Linked DNA regions of Homo sapiens: region 2 is linked to region 1. A link is a contact called in ENCODE Hi-C data. All regions are on one chromosome and are shown on one strand. The core of a region is the stretch at or near the end of the contact, and the rest is flanking DNA. Distances in the headings are between cores, read along the strand shown. Region 1 overlaps JAZF1 (JAZF zinc finger 1). Region 2 overlaps CREB5 (cAMP responsive element binding protein 5).

Region 1 (7,678 bases), core at 3,681-6,180:
GACTGTCTTTATTTATACGTAGTATGGAGTCCGGTATAAACAAATATGGGAAATGTAGCATATGATGGAAGAGAAGGTATTTATCTGCCCTTTGATTCATGCATTCATTCAATGACTGTCTCATAAGAATGATTTCCCCCCTTGCTTGGTAGTGTTCTAGTTCTAGGATCTGAATTTAAATTTCTTGGTGACGTACTCTTGCTTATAGAGCAGTGGTCTCCAAGAGTGGTCTCTGGACAAGCAGCAGCAGTATTTTCTGGATTATTGTATTAGATGTGCAGATTCTCAACACTGTGTCCTCTTGCCCCACACCTACGAAATCAGAAACTATGGGGCTGAGACCCAGCAATTTGTGTTTCAACAAATTCCCAGGTAATTTCAATACACTCTTGGGAACCTCTGCTGTAGAAGATGTAGCGTTAATTCATAACTATAATGAGCGAATGGTCTTCTCTCTTCACTGAATGAACATTTTGTGCTTTCTGGGGAATCAACAAACATTTTCTCCACTTACCTAAACTTCTTATCAATAGTCTCTTGTACTCAGAAAATGTACACAAGTCAAAATAGACAAATCATATTTTGGCTCCACATTTATTCTAGCAGACAGTGGCAGACTCTGCCAAAGCCACGAAGTGACTCCCCATGCAATTGGCCAGGTGACCACCACCACCACACAGAGCAATCTCAGTCCTTGACTGGTTCCTCTGTGTGAAAAGGGGCCTCTACAGCCTTGACCCAGTGACTTTCAGATTCTGAGGAAAACAGACGCTTGATGCCTGTCCAAAGTAAACAGAGCCAAGAGAACCTTTCACAAGCCTGGTTAAGGATCGATGGTTCCACCCAAATGATTTAGATGATTTGGTGTTTAAGTATGTTGTTGCATAACTCTTGGCAGCCAGAGATACCAGTGTGCTGGAGTGAGTGGCAATTTGGATTGAATGAATAAGGTATCTATCAAGGGTGTATGTATATGTACATACCAGCTACTGTGATTTGGACATTACCTACATTAGCTTATGTAACCTCATAGACACCTTATCAGGTAGGTACCCTTATACCCTTAAGATAATTTTCCAGATCAAAAAGCAGAGGCATTGTGAGGTTAATTTGCACAAGATCATCTTCCCAGGAAGAAGCAGGGTTAGAATTTGGACCCAGGTATTTGGTTCCTATACTTCCCATGTGCGCGTGCACACACACACAGACACACACATACATTCTGTGCTGTCACAGCCTAGATGTGGTTGTTTCTCTTGGTCTCTTCTGCATGGGTCATTTCTTGTATGATAATTCTGAATTTAGGTGGAGGTTGTAGTTGCTGAATGGGCATGGGTGGCCAGGCCCTCCATACTGTGTTCAGTACCTTTGATGATTAACTCTGAAAGGGAAGAAAGGATTACTTAGTGCAGGCCAGAGAGCTGTAAAAGGTTCCTAAATTACTCATTTCCCCTCTGAATTTCTCCTCTTGCCTCGAAAACTAAAACACACTTTATAGGGGAAGAATGAAGACCGTATAACTCTGTGGCAGCACAGTTTGGTAATTAATGGACTTGTGCCTCTATCAGAAGAGTGATGTATTATTCCAGAGCCCTGTAGAATGAGTTAAACTGAGAGTGAATTATTTGGTTTGACTGATGTGTACAGTAACTGAAGATAGTTTATTAGTGGGCCAGGTTTTAATCTTCTCTCAAAATGAGTTCTCCTCATATTCTGCACAACTGCCCAGTCTCTTTCATGCCCTGAAATTGAGTAAAAGGAGAAGGTGCTAAAATGGTTGAAACAAGAAGTGAAACCTTCTGTTTCATCATATGTTCCAGAAAATATACAGTGTGTTTTTACTGCAGCCTCCTTTCCATCCCCCCTCCCAATCATTTTCATTAGTGACTGATGTGATTGCAGAGTGGTTTGGTGGGGAAAAGTACTTGCAACCAAATTTAGTAAACCGCAAGCCAATTTTATTTTTAGTTTTAGTGAGCAAGGGCAGATAGCAATTGCAAATATCTTACTGTATCTACTTCTAAGCTTTTACTTTTCTTTTTTTTTAATGTTTTGCCTTTTTCTCTCCCTAGTATGTTTTGTCTATTTTGAATATAATTGTTTTTAGGAGAAAAGGCCATTTTTTCCTTCTATCATTGAGAGCCCCCTTTTTTTTTCAATATTGTAGGCATCATCTTAGTAGGAAATAGAATATATTTATAATCAATGATGTTACAGAAATTTTGAAACTGAGAAATTAAGTACCATAATTAATAAAAGGTAGGAATAGGGAATCATAAATAATTATTTAGTATTAATTGTCAGCAGCAGCCTAAGGTTGCTCAGTGATAGATTAATAAGATCAAGCAGAAAAATAAAGGATCCCATTGGCCAGAGAATGTGAGTGGAATTCCTTTTTCACCTGTATGGCACAATGGTTGGCATTCAAGAGACATTCAGTAAATGTGGTTTGGTTAGTTAGTTGGTTGATTGTTGAATAAATGTTTGAGTCCTGCACTCACTCCAGAACATCAGACTATTGGATATGAGGTTAAGTTTGACCAGAGGATCTTGAAGAGGCTGTATAATGATCATATCTTAAGTACTAGAAGAGTCATTAGTGGTCTCAAACCCATCTGCTCTACCCATTGGAGACTTCTGTAGGGACCCTGACAGTGGCCCTCTGCCATGCTTGAACATTGTGATCACTAAGGGCTTATTTCACATCAGCTTATTTCAGGTCTATTCTGTTGCTGGACAGCTTAGATTATGGGATCAACTTGTGGGATTGTAGCAAAAGCTCATCTGCGCTTTGCAGATTCTTTCTTAAATAGTCATATAAGCCAGTTACCCTCATGGGTTGGGATGGGAGGGGGTCAGTCAAGGAGGACAGCAGTCCCCAAAACTTCGGGGAGGCTTTGTTAGGGGCCATCTTCATGTGTACCTCTTCATCCCATTATGAAAGTACCCAGGGACTGAGAATTCTTGGCATTTCCCAGTGTTCTCCCTGGATTTTTCATAGTGAAGTTTTGATAGGGACTTCTCTTAGAGTCTCATGATAATTGTTCCAGGGGGAGGGGGTAGAGGGGCAGGTAGGTGGAGGGCAGGAGAGGATACATGTTTTGCAAACAGTTCTGAGCTGCAGACATCCCAAAGCACCCCTAATAGAGGTATGGATTTCTGGGTATGGTGAGTGGTAACCCCACCGTGGTCATTGCCAGACCACATCAATTCTGATTGTCATATTCAATGAAATAAGTCTCTGTAGAAAGGCTATCAAGAAATGAAGGCTCTGGAAGCCATGAATGAGGAAGAGAAGAGGGACTGGTAATGCTTAGCTTGGTGAAGAGAACATAGTTCCAGATATGAGGAGGGCTGTCAAGAAAGAGGGAATAGGTTTGTTCAGTATGGCTGCAGAGAGTGAGACAGTTAGAATGGAGATGGCTATGGGATAGGTTTGCCTCAGGTAGAATTTCCTGGTATCGTCATCTAGAACTGAACAATCCTTTTTTTGTTTGGTTTTGTTTTGGTCTTTGCCTTTTTATTATAGTTGGGAAAAACCTGCAATCTGGTTATTAATGAAAATTTCCCCAATAGAAGTTACTCACTTTTTTGAATAATCATATTCTAAATATAGACTTTAGGAAAATAAATTTATAAAATACATTGTTGCTAATTTTTTTTTTTAGTGGAAGTGTGATGCTTTTTATCATTCGCAAAGAGCCTGATGCTTACATTTCATTAGTTTTATTTCAGCAAACATTTTCTGAGAGCCCACTTCCTGGCTGACAGTGTTAAGAACTGTATGCTCCAAGATGAGCAAACCAAGTAGTGTACCCTTGGAGAGTACTAGTGGCCCCACACTGCTCATAGGGCCATAGTGGAGGTGCTGATTCGAGGGAGAAATTATAATGAACTGGACATTGGTCTCTGGAAGTTGGAAATTACCTAGACTGCTCAACAAACCTTTTACATGATTTATAAATTTTAAAAATTCTCCCTAGAAACTAAGAAACTATATAATACGGCTTTGTGAAAATGCAACACCAATTTACACTGTTTTCAAAAACATGTAATCATAATAGTTATGAAAAAGTTGTAAAATTCAAATGTATTTCTGTGTATCTGTATTGGGTTATCTCTGTATCTTTCTTGTACTTTTTCCACTGCCATTTTTTGCAGTGTCCCCTTTTCAAACCTCCTACCTTCTTCCTTTTCCTGTCCTGTGTCAATAGACCTAGCTGAATTTCGCCTCTGCATAACTCATTCTTCAATCACTACTTTCTTATCTGTAATTCTTCATTAACTCGCTGTATTTACTTACTATTCTTGTATTTCCTGAGTCGAATTTTTAATTTTTATCTTTTTCTTTTACAAAGGAATAGTAAGTCAGGATTCATTTGTTATTACTTATATGGCCTTTGATTTTTCTTTTCCCTTTTCTGAGTCAATGGGAGATAGAAAAAACTAATCCAATGCCTGGCATAGATGAAGCATTGAGTATTAGAAGAAATGCAGTAGAGTTTGGGAGAGGAAAAGGTGTGCTCAGTAGCACAGTGGGGTAACTGGGAGATGGAGTGGGTCAGAGGGCCAGCTTACTTATACCCTGGCCAGGGAATTAGATTCAGGGTTTCATGAGTAGTAAGTCAAGCCTTTTGATTTATTCCAAATACAGGACTTTTAGGTATTCAGATGAATACTTGTGAAGTTGTTGAAGAGATGTAGCCAAATATGGGAAAATCGTATAGAGCAAAGTTTTAGCAACCCTGTCATGAAACCATGAAAGCTGATTCATTTCCTTTAAAAACCATCTATATCATTAGCTGACCTGTAGTAGTAGTTGTTGTTGTTTTATATAAGAGAACTTCTGATTCATCAACAGACCTAGCTAAATTTCCTCTGCATAGTGACATAATTAAGTCAAATCGAAACTCTCACATCATCATGTGAGGACGAAACTACGTAAAGACATGAAGCTGCTGGTTTGATTTGGGAAATCTAAAAATAAAATGCTAATGAGATAGATATACTAAAGTAGAAAGAAAAATAATTATTAAGTATATGTCAACATGAGCCACAATTCTTTTTTGTTTTTTCACTAGTAGAGTGAATTGTGGCAATTTATGACAATTGGATAATGCAGGTTTTTTAAAAACATTAGTTTTGACTCAAACTTTTAAAAATTAAAAGATTTTATCCTCTGTGTTTTTTTTTTGAGATGGAATTTCACTCTTTTTGTCCAGGCTGGAGTGCAATGGCATGATCTCGGCTCACTGCAACCTCCGCCTCCCGGGTTCAAGCCTCAGCCTCCCAAGTAGCTGGGATTACAGGCATGCGCCATCATGCCCGGCTAACTTTGTATTTTTTTAGTAGAGACAGGGTTTCACCATGTTGGTCAGGCTGGTCTCAAACTCCTGACCTCAAGTGATCCATCTGCCTTGGCCTCCCAAAGTGCTGGGATTACAGACATGAGCCACCGTGCCTGGCCTCATCCTTTGTTTTTGAAAGTATTGTAGAAAATATAGAAAATAAAGGAAAACATGAAAATAAATTATAGTACATTTATAAGACATAGAAAAGCATTTTTAAAATTCCCCCTCCAAGCCAGGTATGGTGGCTTATGCCTGTAATCCCAGCACTTTGGGAGGCCAAGGCGGGCAGATCACTTGTGGTCAGGAGTTTAAGACCAGCCTGGGCAACATGGTGAAACCTTGTCTGTACTAAAAATACAAAAAATTAGCCGAGTGTGGTGGCATGTGCCTGTAATCCCAGCTACTTGGGAGGCTGGGGCAGGAGAATCACTTGAACCCGGGAGGTGGAGGTTGCAGTGAGCTGAGATCGCACCACTGCACTCCAGCCTGGGCAACAGAGTGAAACTCCGTCTCAAAAAAAAAATATATATATATATATATCGAAAATCCCCCCTCCCAAGAGCTACTGCTGTTAACATTTGGATGCCTTTCCTTTCAGTCTTTATTTACATTATTAATTATTATGTATAATTTGTATTGTGCTTTTCCATTTGCCTTATAACTTAAAACTTTTTCACTTCTAGTTACAAATTCTTCATGCATGAAATTTTTAATGGCGTTACCTATCGAATGAGCACATTTTTATCTAAAATACTTGATGACTATACTTCACATGCTGCCTGCAGACACTTAAATGACTGGTGGAGTTTTGGACCTCAAGAGCCAGTCTCCTTCAGTTGTCAGGCCATCAGCATGGGCCTGGAGGCGAAGTGGCCTGTAGCATGAGAAGCAGGTGGACACACAGGCTTCCCTTCAGACCCCACCTGAGTGCTTCCTAATGTCTCCCCCGTGTGAGGCTTGGGCAAGTTGTGTGGCCTCTTAGGAGAGGAAAGCCCCTTCCTGTGCCCTGTAGTCATCATGCCCAAATGTGCAGACCAGGGCTGGCCCCATGACAGTGTTCCCACCGGTCCTCATGCAATGAGAAAAAAACATAGACACGCTGTCATGACTGTTTCTTCAAGTTAGATACGGCGGCATTTGTGGCCTTTATTCGAAGGTGATGCCTTTTGATGAATGTGTGCACTAAACTGTTGTTTCTTTTACAAAATGAAGATAATGATAGTCAATATCTTTGTTTTCTGGACTCTTCCATGGGCATTACTTTTCTTTCATGGCCTGCTTTGTGAAATCCAAAAGTCTGGAAGCAATTCTTTTGCAGGCCATCTGTGCCAAATTATTGGCAATTCCCTGAGTCCTCCCAGCACATCTTTGCTCACCCTGTTTCTACTTCCTTGAATGCCCACCTTTGACAAGATGACAGATTCTGTCAAAATTCCCTGAAGCAGTACCCTGCCCCCCGAAGCTTTCTGGACCTGCCTCCCCACCGGGCAAGATGATCCTGTCCTCCTTATAGTAACACTCATTTCAGTTACTCAGTCCTCTGACTGCCTCCCCTAGAAAGTTCCTGAAGGAAATGGAATCCTCTTCAGAAAACCTATCTTCAAAGAAGCCAGGTAATGTTTGTCAGGGTGCTCCTGGCAAGGGAATAGAGGAAGGTAAAACCTTCTTGCAGATTACGTGGGCGCTGTGTTTGCTCTAGTGGTCACTGCTGAGGCTCCTGCCAGAAGGGACTTTCCAATCAGCATTGTGAGACTTTGTTTTATTTCATCAGGGTGTTTATTTCCTCAGGGGAAGAAAACGTAGGGAAGACAATGGGAAGAAAATGAGGTGACTGCTAAGTGAATTAATCAGTAATTATTTAGCCCATTGCTATATCCCATGTTTCAGCAGATACATTCGTTTTAGACAGCTCTCACATTTAAAGATAAGTGACCTTTCCCCCCACTGATTCAAATTGAAGATCAATGTGTGCTTGTGTGGGAATCTAGTTGAACCTGTGGGTTCAGGCTTTCCCATTGCCTCTTTATTTCTGTGCTTTTACCAACTGGATGCACCTCCCTATTTCTGACACTGAGAAGTTCACCGGTGAGGGAGGCATGCCAAGGAGGACTTGCGATAGCCCAAAAAGACAGGGTCTCATAGAGCAGAGAGACTGGGGGTGGGGTGGGGAACTTTGAGTTTGACCCAGGCCTTTCTGCTTGCCTGCCTTTGCCTGCCTGTTTACATTTTGATCTTCAGAGGGAAAAAAATAGGTGAACTGTTGCCCTTTCTTTCTCCATGGACGTCTTTCTTGACACTGGCGACATACTTCTTTGGCACTTTTTCCA
Region 2 (7,678 bases), core at 2,042-4,541, 380 kb before region 1:
ATACAGATTTGCTTTTCCAGGGTTGGGATGACAGGATCTAGGTTCTCAGAACATAACTGAAAATCAACTCATGTCAAAAGTAAATGTTGGAGTCCTGCATATGCCCTGTCATTCTGACTCATGTTTACACTTGGTTTTTATTTCAAAAAAAGATGTTAAGCCAGCCTATGTAGCACCATTTAGGAGAAGAGGAGGAAGAAGAGGAGGACAAGGATGATTCCCCTCAAGAGCTCTGACTTGGGATGGGAACCTCACAATATATTCAGGTTTGGTTGCTGTATCAAGAAGTAAAAGAATTTCAAGCTCCTTTAAAACAGAAGAGGAGGCAGCCTCTGCCCAATACAGGACTGAGCTCATTGAAAACTTCTCAGAGGACATGATGTAAAATGGAGAGCTCAAAAACCCGTAAAAATAACCCTTAGCCTTTTAGAAATTATAAGTGGGGAACTTAGTTCTTACCCAGTAGAATTTTAAAATGCTATGTCCTTCCGGAAATCCTGTGGTGCTTTCTGAAATGACTTACTGACAGTATGACTGAAGTCAGTGTCTCCATGCAAAGTGCAGGTACGCACGACAGGAAAGGACAGCAACTGTGCGGGGACAGGTATGGTCACCAGAGTGTCCATGTGTCTTATGGCCCGGAACAAGTTATGCGGTCTCGCCATCCCTTCTGTCACTGGGGACAATTACTTTTTTTCCCTAAAGTTTATGATGTCCACATGTTTATAAAGGTTAAGGGAGGTAGATTTAAAAAGTCTGGTCTTGCTTCGTTACACAAGCTTTGACTTCCCGTTTCCTTAAAGGCTGGCTCTTTCTTTTTTTCTTTTTGAGATGGAGTCTTGCTCTGTTGCCCAGGCTGGAGTGCAATGGTACGATATCGGCTCACTGCTACCTCCGCCTTCCAGTGTGCACCACCACACCCGGCTAATTTTTGTATTTTCAGTAGAGACAGGGTTTCACCATCATGGTCAGGCTGGTCTTGAACTCCTGACCTCATGATCCAAGCCTGGCTCTTTCAACAAGCATCCTATGTCTCTAACTGTGGGACATTTTATGTCATAAGTGGATCTTCCCACTCCTGTGTTCTCACATCTTATTATGTGCTAAACACAGTTCTAAGTTATTTCCCACAGTAACTCTTGTCTAAGGGGTTGGTGCTATTACTGTTATCCCATTTGACAGATGAGAACACTTAGGGTGAGAGGTATAGTAACTTCCTATGATTACATAGCTGGCAAAAGCTGGGATACAAACATAGATCTTTTGGCTTGGAATTCTGTGCTCTTACCACTATGTTATCCTGCTGATCAAATGAACAAAGTTCTTGCTTTAGCCTAATGTGTTTGTAGTTGTAGTAAATAAAATATACCAATTTTCAATTACTTTGTTAGTTCCTTTTTCTCCATTTCCTTAAAAAACAAAAACAAACAAACAAACAAAGAAAACCTTCCGATCCACGAGACCCGAGGCACTGTTGGTCTGGGACTCTTTCCCTCTGAAGTTGTCACGATGACACTGTTCACAAAGTAGAGGCAGATTTGCTTTTCCAGGGTTGGGGTGCCAGGAGCTGTATTAGATCTCTGGATAACAATTTTGCAATGCAGCTGCTGCATAACAAATTACCACAAAATTTCGTGGCTTAAAACAACATTTATTATCTCACGGTTTCTCTATGTCAGGAATTCAGCAGCAGCTTAGCTGGATGGTCCTGGCTCAGGCACTCTTATGAGGTTGCAGTCAAGATATCAGCCAGGGCTATATTCATCTGAAGGTTTGACCGGGACTGGAGGATCTGCTTCCAAGATGAGTCTCTCCTATAGCTGTTTGGCAGGGGGCTTCAGCTCCTGGCCACGTGGACCTCTCCACAGGGCTGCTTGAGTGTCCTCATAGCATGGCTCTGGCTTCCCCAACCCCTACAGAACCCTGTTTCACAAATGTTGGTGTCTTGCGTTGAAGTAATAATTTTCCACTGACAAAGTTTTAGCCTCAGTTTTTATTTATTTTTTGAGACGGAGTCTTGCTCCGTTGCCAGGCTGGAGTGCAGTGGCACAATCTCAGCTCACTGCAACCTCCGCCTCCTGGGTTCAAACGATTCTCCTACCTCAGCCTCCCGAGTAGCTGGGAGTACAGGTGCGTGCCACCACACCCGGCTAATTTTTTGTATTTTAATAGAGACAGGGTTTCACCATGTTAGCCAGGATGGTCTCGATCTCCTGACCTCGTGATCTGCCCACCTCAGCCTCCCTAAGTGCTGGGATTACAGGCGTGAGCCCCCACGCCCGGCTAGCCTCAGTTTTTAGTTAGGGTCTCCATACCCCTCTCTGTTGGCCTGGTTTCAGAATTCCTATGTAAAGTAAAAGTTTAATGAGTCTATGAGATGGTGTTACGTGTTGCATTGTATCCCTCCTTTTCAAATTCATATATTGATGTTCTAATCCCCAGGACCTCAGAATGTGACCTTGTTTGGCAACAGGGTCATCACAGATGTAATTAGTTAAGATGAGGTCATTCCGGAGGAGGGTAGGCTCCCAATCTATCATGAGTGGTGTCCTTATGAAAAGGGGAAATGTGGACACAGACACACACAGGATGAACACCATATGAACATGAAGGTGGAGACTGGAGTGATGCATCTACAAGTAACACCAGAGATGGCCAGCAAAACACTCGAAGCCAGGAGGGAGGCTTGGAGCAGTGCCTCCTTCAAAGCTCTCAGAAGAAATCAGCCTTGCCAACACCTTGATCTCGGACTTCAAGCATCCAGAGCTGTGAGGCAACACATTTCTGTTGTTCTAAGCCACCCAGTCTAGGGTACTTTATTACCGAAGCCATGGGGAATTAAGAGATGAAAAGAAAAAAAAACCTAGAGACCAAGAGACTATATAAGACAAGCAGGCCTGGTTACTTTGCACCCATGGATTGACCATGGGGCTTTCCCCAAAACATTATATTGTGCCTCTTCCCCGCCACCCACTGGGAAAAAAAAACAACATTTGACCTTCAAAAAGCACATTCCCCAGTAAAACTGGCAAAAACTCAGAATAGACAGTCAAGGTTTCCTGATCTCACCCAAGAAAATGGAAATTTTATTACATTCCACGACCACAAGGTTTTTCCTAAGCTCATTAAGCATATTTTTCCCGCAGAAGATCTTGTCTTAATAAGGCCACCACTATCCCTTTCCTCTGGCCTCCATCATCAGCCAGGATAAAAGGCAGGACTGCGGGTGGAGATGAGTGGGGACTCTAGAGAGTTCCAGCACTGCTTGTTTATTTTGAGACACACTTGCGCTTCTACTTGGGCCATCACAACTGTGGTCAAAGGACTCGGAATCTGAAGAACACAAACAAAGCTAACTATGGCGAAAAGCCAGGGTAAAGTTTTCTTCAGCAGCGTAGAGGGAGGGCCATTTTGCATAGCCTTTTATATGATAATCGCAGCTCCTTCATCTGTATTGAACTTTGCAGCAAGAAGGAAAAATAAATAAGGCTGACTAATGGCTTGTTTCCCCAAAGGCAGCTTTTTATGGGATCATATGTTTTTTCAGCTTTTCAGTCACAGTTTCCTGCCTGGACATTAGGAGCCCTTGACATTGGCTATGGCTTCGTGCACCCTGGACGACAGCCCAAGCTGCCCCTGAGCAGCTCGACTAGGGTCCAGCTGGACCACGGCCCCTTCCTAGGTCTCAGTGATGGTGAACCTTGTTCCCTTTGATAAGCTGCACACAGCAGCATGTCTTTCAACACCTTCCAGGTCAAGCATGGCTCCTCTTATCTGACGGGCGAGGAAAACCAATGTGGGTTGGATCAGAAGCCTGGATCCGGAGCCTGTGACAGTGTGTACCAATTCAAAAGCAATCACAAAAGCGACTCTGAATTGCTTTTGCTCCTGTTCTATTCACCACTGCTCCTTCCAAAGTCAGAGGGGACTTTTAGAATTGGGCAGTCTTGAGTTTAAATCCCAGCTCTGCCATTGGATGACTAAGGACAAATAGCTTAATCTCTGAGTTCATTTCTTATCAGGAAAATTATAAGTGATAAAACCTGCCTCATGGAGCTGTGATGATAAGAGATAATTTTGCAAGATATCTGGCAAATAGTAGGTGCTCAGTAAACAATAGCTGGTGTGATTATCAGGTGTCCCAAATAGCCTCACCGTAGAAGAAACTTTCCTGGCAGATTAACGTATAGAAAGGTAAAGCAAAGTGTGTTGGAGCTGAGCATGTCTTGAAGTTGGGTTGAGGAAACAAACAAGCAAAACATGACAGTCTTCCAGCTGTCTCTGTGCAGCTTTCACTTGATTTCCCCACATTTGGGTGGGAAGAAATTATTCTGGAAATCCTTCTGACTTGCTCTCCCTCTCAGAGGGCCATAGAGCAAGGAAATCAGGTTGGGAAGAAGAGAGACAGACAGTTTTTGTTCTTTATTTTCCCACCTTGGATTCTGTGTTTGAGGGAATGAAGGGGTTGATTAAAAGGTACCACCCTCTTACTCTTGAGTAATTGCAGTTTAATTATATTTAGGCCAGTGGTTTTATCATGTTAAATTTGGGGAGAAGGCACAAGATGAGTCATGGAAAAATTTTTGATAAAATTGTGGAAACTTGGGACATCTGTGATTTTCTTTCTCTCGTCTCACTCCTTCCCTACTTTCCTGGCCCATCCTTTTCTGCCTGCCAACAGGGTCCTCTGCAGGGAGCACAGGGAAGTGCTTCCCACCTTGGCACCTCCTTCGGGGCTTTGGCTATTGCCTGAGTGGTCAATTAGCAGAGCTCCATAGTCAGTGACCACTCTCGTGCATTCTTGGGTGGAAAAACTGGAGCCCAGATCCCTCCAGGGGTCAGCTGGTCTCCAGAACCTCCAGATGTAGCCCAGCAGGCCACAGGAATAAGCAACAGACACCAGTTGTGCTCCAGGTCATAGCTTTAGAGTTGCTCCCACAGAAGAATCAGGAATCTGTTGCTGTTGCTTTTCCTCATGAATCACATTCTTCCACCTCCAAGTTTGTTGCCTCAGAAGGACTGGTGTGTCTCCTTGGTTATGAGGAATCATTGCAAAGTCAATTGATGTTCTACCCTCTCATGACCTCTCCAAGGTCCAGCCTTAAAGCAACAAGGTTAGGATATCCCGGAAGTTGTGGAAGCCACCAGAGAGATTCTGAGATAATGTTCAGAGTATGGCCAAAGAAGGGAAATAAATATCATATTCTTCTTTAAAAGTGAGAAACACACCTATTCTGCATTGGCAAGCCTTTTTTTTTTTTAACCTAAAACATTGGTTAAGGTAATAACAATTATAATCACGCTCTTTTTTTTTTTTTTTTTTTTTTTTGAGATGGAGTTTCGCTCTTGTTGCCCAGGCTGGAGTGCAATGGCGCGATCTCGGCTCACTGCAACCTCCACCTCCTGGGTTCAAGTGATTCTCCTGCCTCAGCCTCCCGAGTAGCTGGGATTACAGGCATGTGCCACCACACTTGGCTAATTTTGTGTTTTTAGTAGAGACAGGGTTTCTCCATGTTGGTCAGGCTGGTCTCCAACTCCCAACCTCAGCTGATCCTCCCGCCTCAGCCTCCCAAAGTGTTGGGATTACAGGCGTGAGCCACTGCACCCAGCACATACTCATTTGTATAGCACACTGAAGTTTACAAACTGCTTTCACATAATTGAGAATTGAAATATTAAGCATTCAGGATGTCACAGCATCTTCAAACACTATCCTTTCATCATGAAATATTCCCCTTGACAATTACAGAGCAATTAATGCCGACTCAGTGATAGCCTATGTCAGGAAGATCTGCTCACTTGCACACAGGTAGAAGCGATGGGCCCCAAGTTTCAAGAAATCTTTGGACTGTACATTCAAAGTGTCTTGAAGTGTCAGTACATCCCAAGAAAGTGTGGGTGCAGCAAATGTCAGCATAGCTCTGGCCTGAACTAAACAAAACATGCTTTCCATTTAGTAAGTATATTCTATGTGCAAGGCAATTTGCTGGACCCGCACATGTAATTGTGCCCAAACCTCACTATAACTTTGCAAGGTAGATAAACATGGCGGCTCAGAAAAAGTTAAATGACTTGGTAAGGCCACGTAGCCAGTAGGTATGGATAGCTCAAGCTCTTTCCATTACAGTGGTGCAAAGTAGGTTCCACAAGATCCTGGCTTCAAGAAAGGAATAATATGAAACAAACAATAAGTATATTTCACAAGAGAATTTTTTTGAGACAGGATCTCTCTCTGTCACGCAGGCTGGAGTGCAATGATGCAATCAAAGCTTACTGCAACCTCAAACTCCTGGGCTGAGACCCTCCTGTCTCAGCCTCCTGAATGGCTAGGAATACAGGCATGCACCACCATGCCTGGCTAATTTTTTAAAAACTTTTTTGTAGTGATGATGTCTCACCATATTGCCCAGGTTGGTCTTGAACACCTGTCCTCAAGTGATCCTCCTACATGAGCCTCTCACAGCACTGGGATTACAGGCAAGAACCACTGCACCTGGCTGTCAAGAGAATTTTTAGACCAGTGGTCTTCAAAGTGTGGTCCCAGACCAGCAGCATCAGCATCATCTGGGAACTTGCCACAGGCTGGACAGAGTGAATTGGTCCAGAATAGGGCTTCAGAATTTGTATTTGTAGCACAGTCCCAGGTCACATTGGTAATTCCAATGCAGCAAGTTTCTCAGGAGTACTGTTCCAAAGAAGGCATTTGGTAAGCACTGAGATAAAAGCAGTTGTATGGCACTGATCTTGGAATATTCAGCTTCAGTAACAACAAGAAAAGCAGGATGGGTTCTTACTGGGCAAAGAGTTGGTCTTTCAGCTTTTGCTTAGGAAGGAGTGATAGTCATGGTGGTTATGATAGACCCAAACTACTTCTTGGATGTTGGAAAAGCCTGCTAAGGCATGGCTCACTGCAACTAACCAGGTTTTCACTAAAGGGTGTATGTCATGTCTCAGCTCCAATTCCCTGATGAGTTGTCCTCCTCAGATACACAATGGAAAAGTCAAGGTTCTGCCACCCACCCTTGGTTTAATATTTCACTCTTCATAAGGGGTGTAGAGTATGTGTCCAGGTGTCCAGCACCTGCTGTCACAGGATTAATAAAAGATGGATGAATTAGATACCATGAGTACAGGATAGAGGACCTCCCTGGGTCTGTGACATTTCTGACAAAGAAAGAAAACAGGAATGAATGATTATACCATTCAGTGCCTGTGCTCCAAGCTGTTTGGGGCCTGTGCACAGACCCCTATCCCAGGAGGACAGGATCACCAGGCAGGCAGCACCTCTTTTGTGCACAGTCGGCCTTTCGGCTTCTCAGCGTGGCCAGTCCATGTGGCTGCACAGCCTGCTTTTTCCAGGCAGTTCGAGTTTGCCTAAACCATGGACTCTGCTTTGATGGTAAATCTTCCCAAAGCAAGGATTTATTTTTCTTTCCCAACAATGTTCTGTAGTAACCAAAACTCTGGTAACCCTAAACAGCCAGACACAGCAAGAAGCACGTCTTTCCAGGAAGTTACTTAAATGCCACCAAAGAAGGCAAAGTAAGATGGTATAAGCAGGATCCACAGTTTAGAGGCTAAGTAACTGATGAATAGGTGAATGTGTTCCAAAGATGATAACGTTTCACTTCAATTTGTCCCACGGGGACTTCTATTATATTGCTCTGAACATTTTTTT

Evidence for each region. Hi-C counts contacts between places; a loop is a spot of excess contacts on that map. Pooled maps may share reads with other maps.
Region 2: a loop to region 1 is called in a map with no recorded cell type, with 3 times the contacts of the local background. The contact joins two enhancer-like sites. A Hi-C loop is called at or near these places in 3 of 37 single-sample maps with no recorded cell type and 2 of 50 pooled maps.

Annotation. Positions count from the first base shown.
Region 1 is chr7:28,149,308-28,156,985 of GRCh38, reverse strand. The region is part of intron 1 of JAZF1 (JAZF zinc finger 1); the gene reads left to right. Among named protein-coding and RNA genes, the nearest start is that of JAZF1-AS1, 27 kb to the left of the region's middle. Within about 2 kb of position 4,930, at least 6 of the 41 ENCODE cell types and tissues checked have a DNase peak (open chromatin) inside an H3K27ac peak, as active enhancers do.
Region 2 is chr7:28,526,356-28,534,033 of GRCh38, reverse strand. All of the region lies in intron 4 of CREB5 (cAMP responsive element binding protein 5), which reads right to left. Among named protein-coding and RNA genes, the nearest start is that of CREB5, 120 kb to the right of the region's middle. Within about 2 kb of position 3,291, at least 7 of the 41 ENCODE cell types and tissues checked have a DNase peak (open chromatin) inside an H3K27ac peak, as active enhancers do.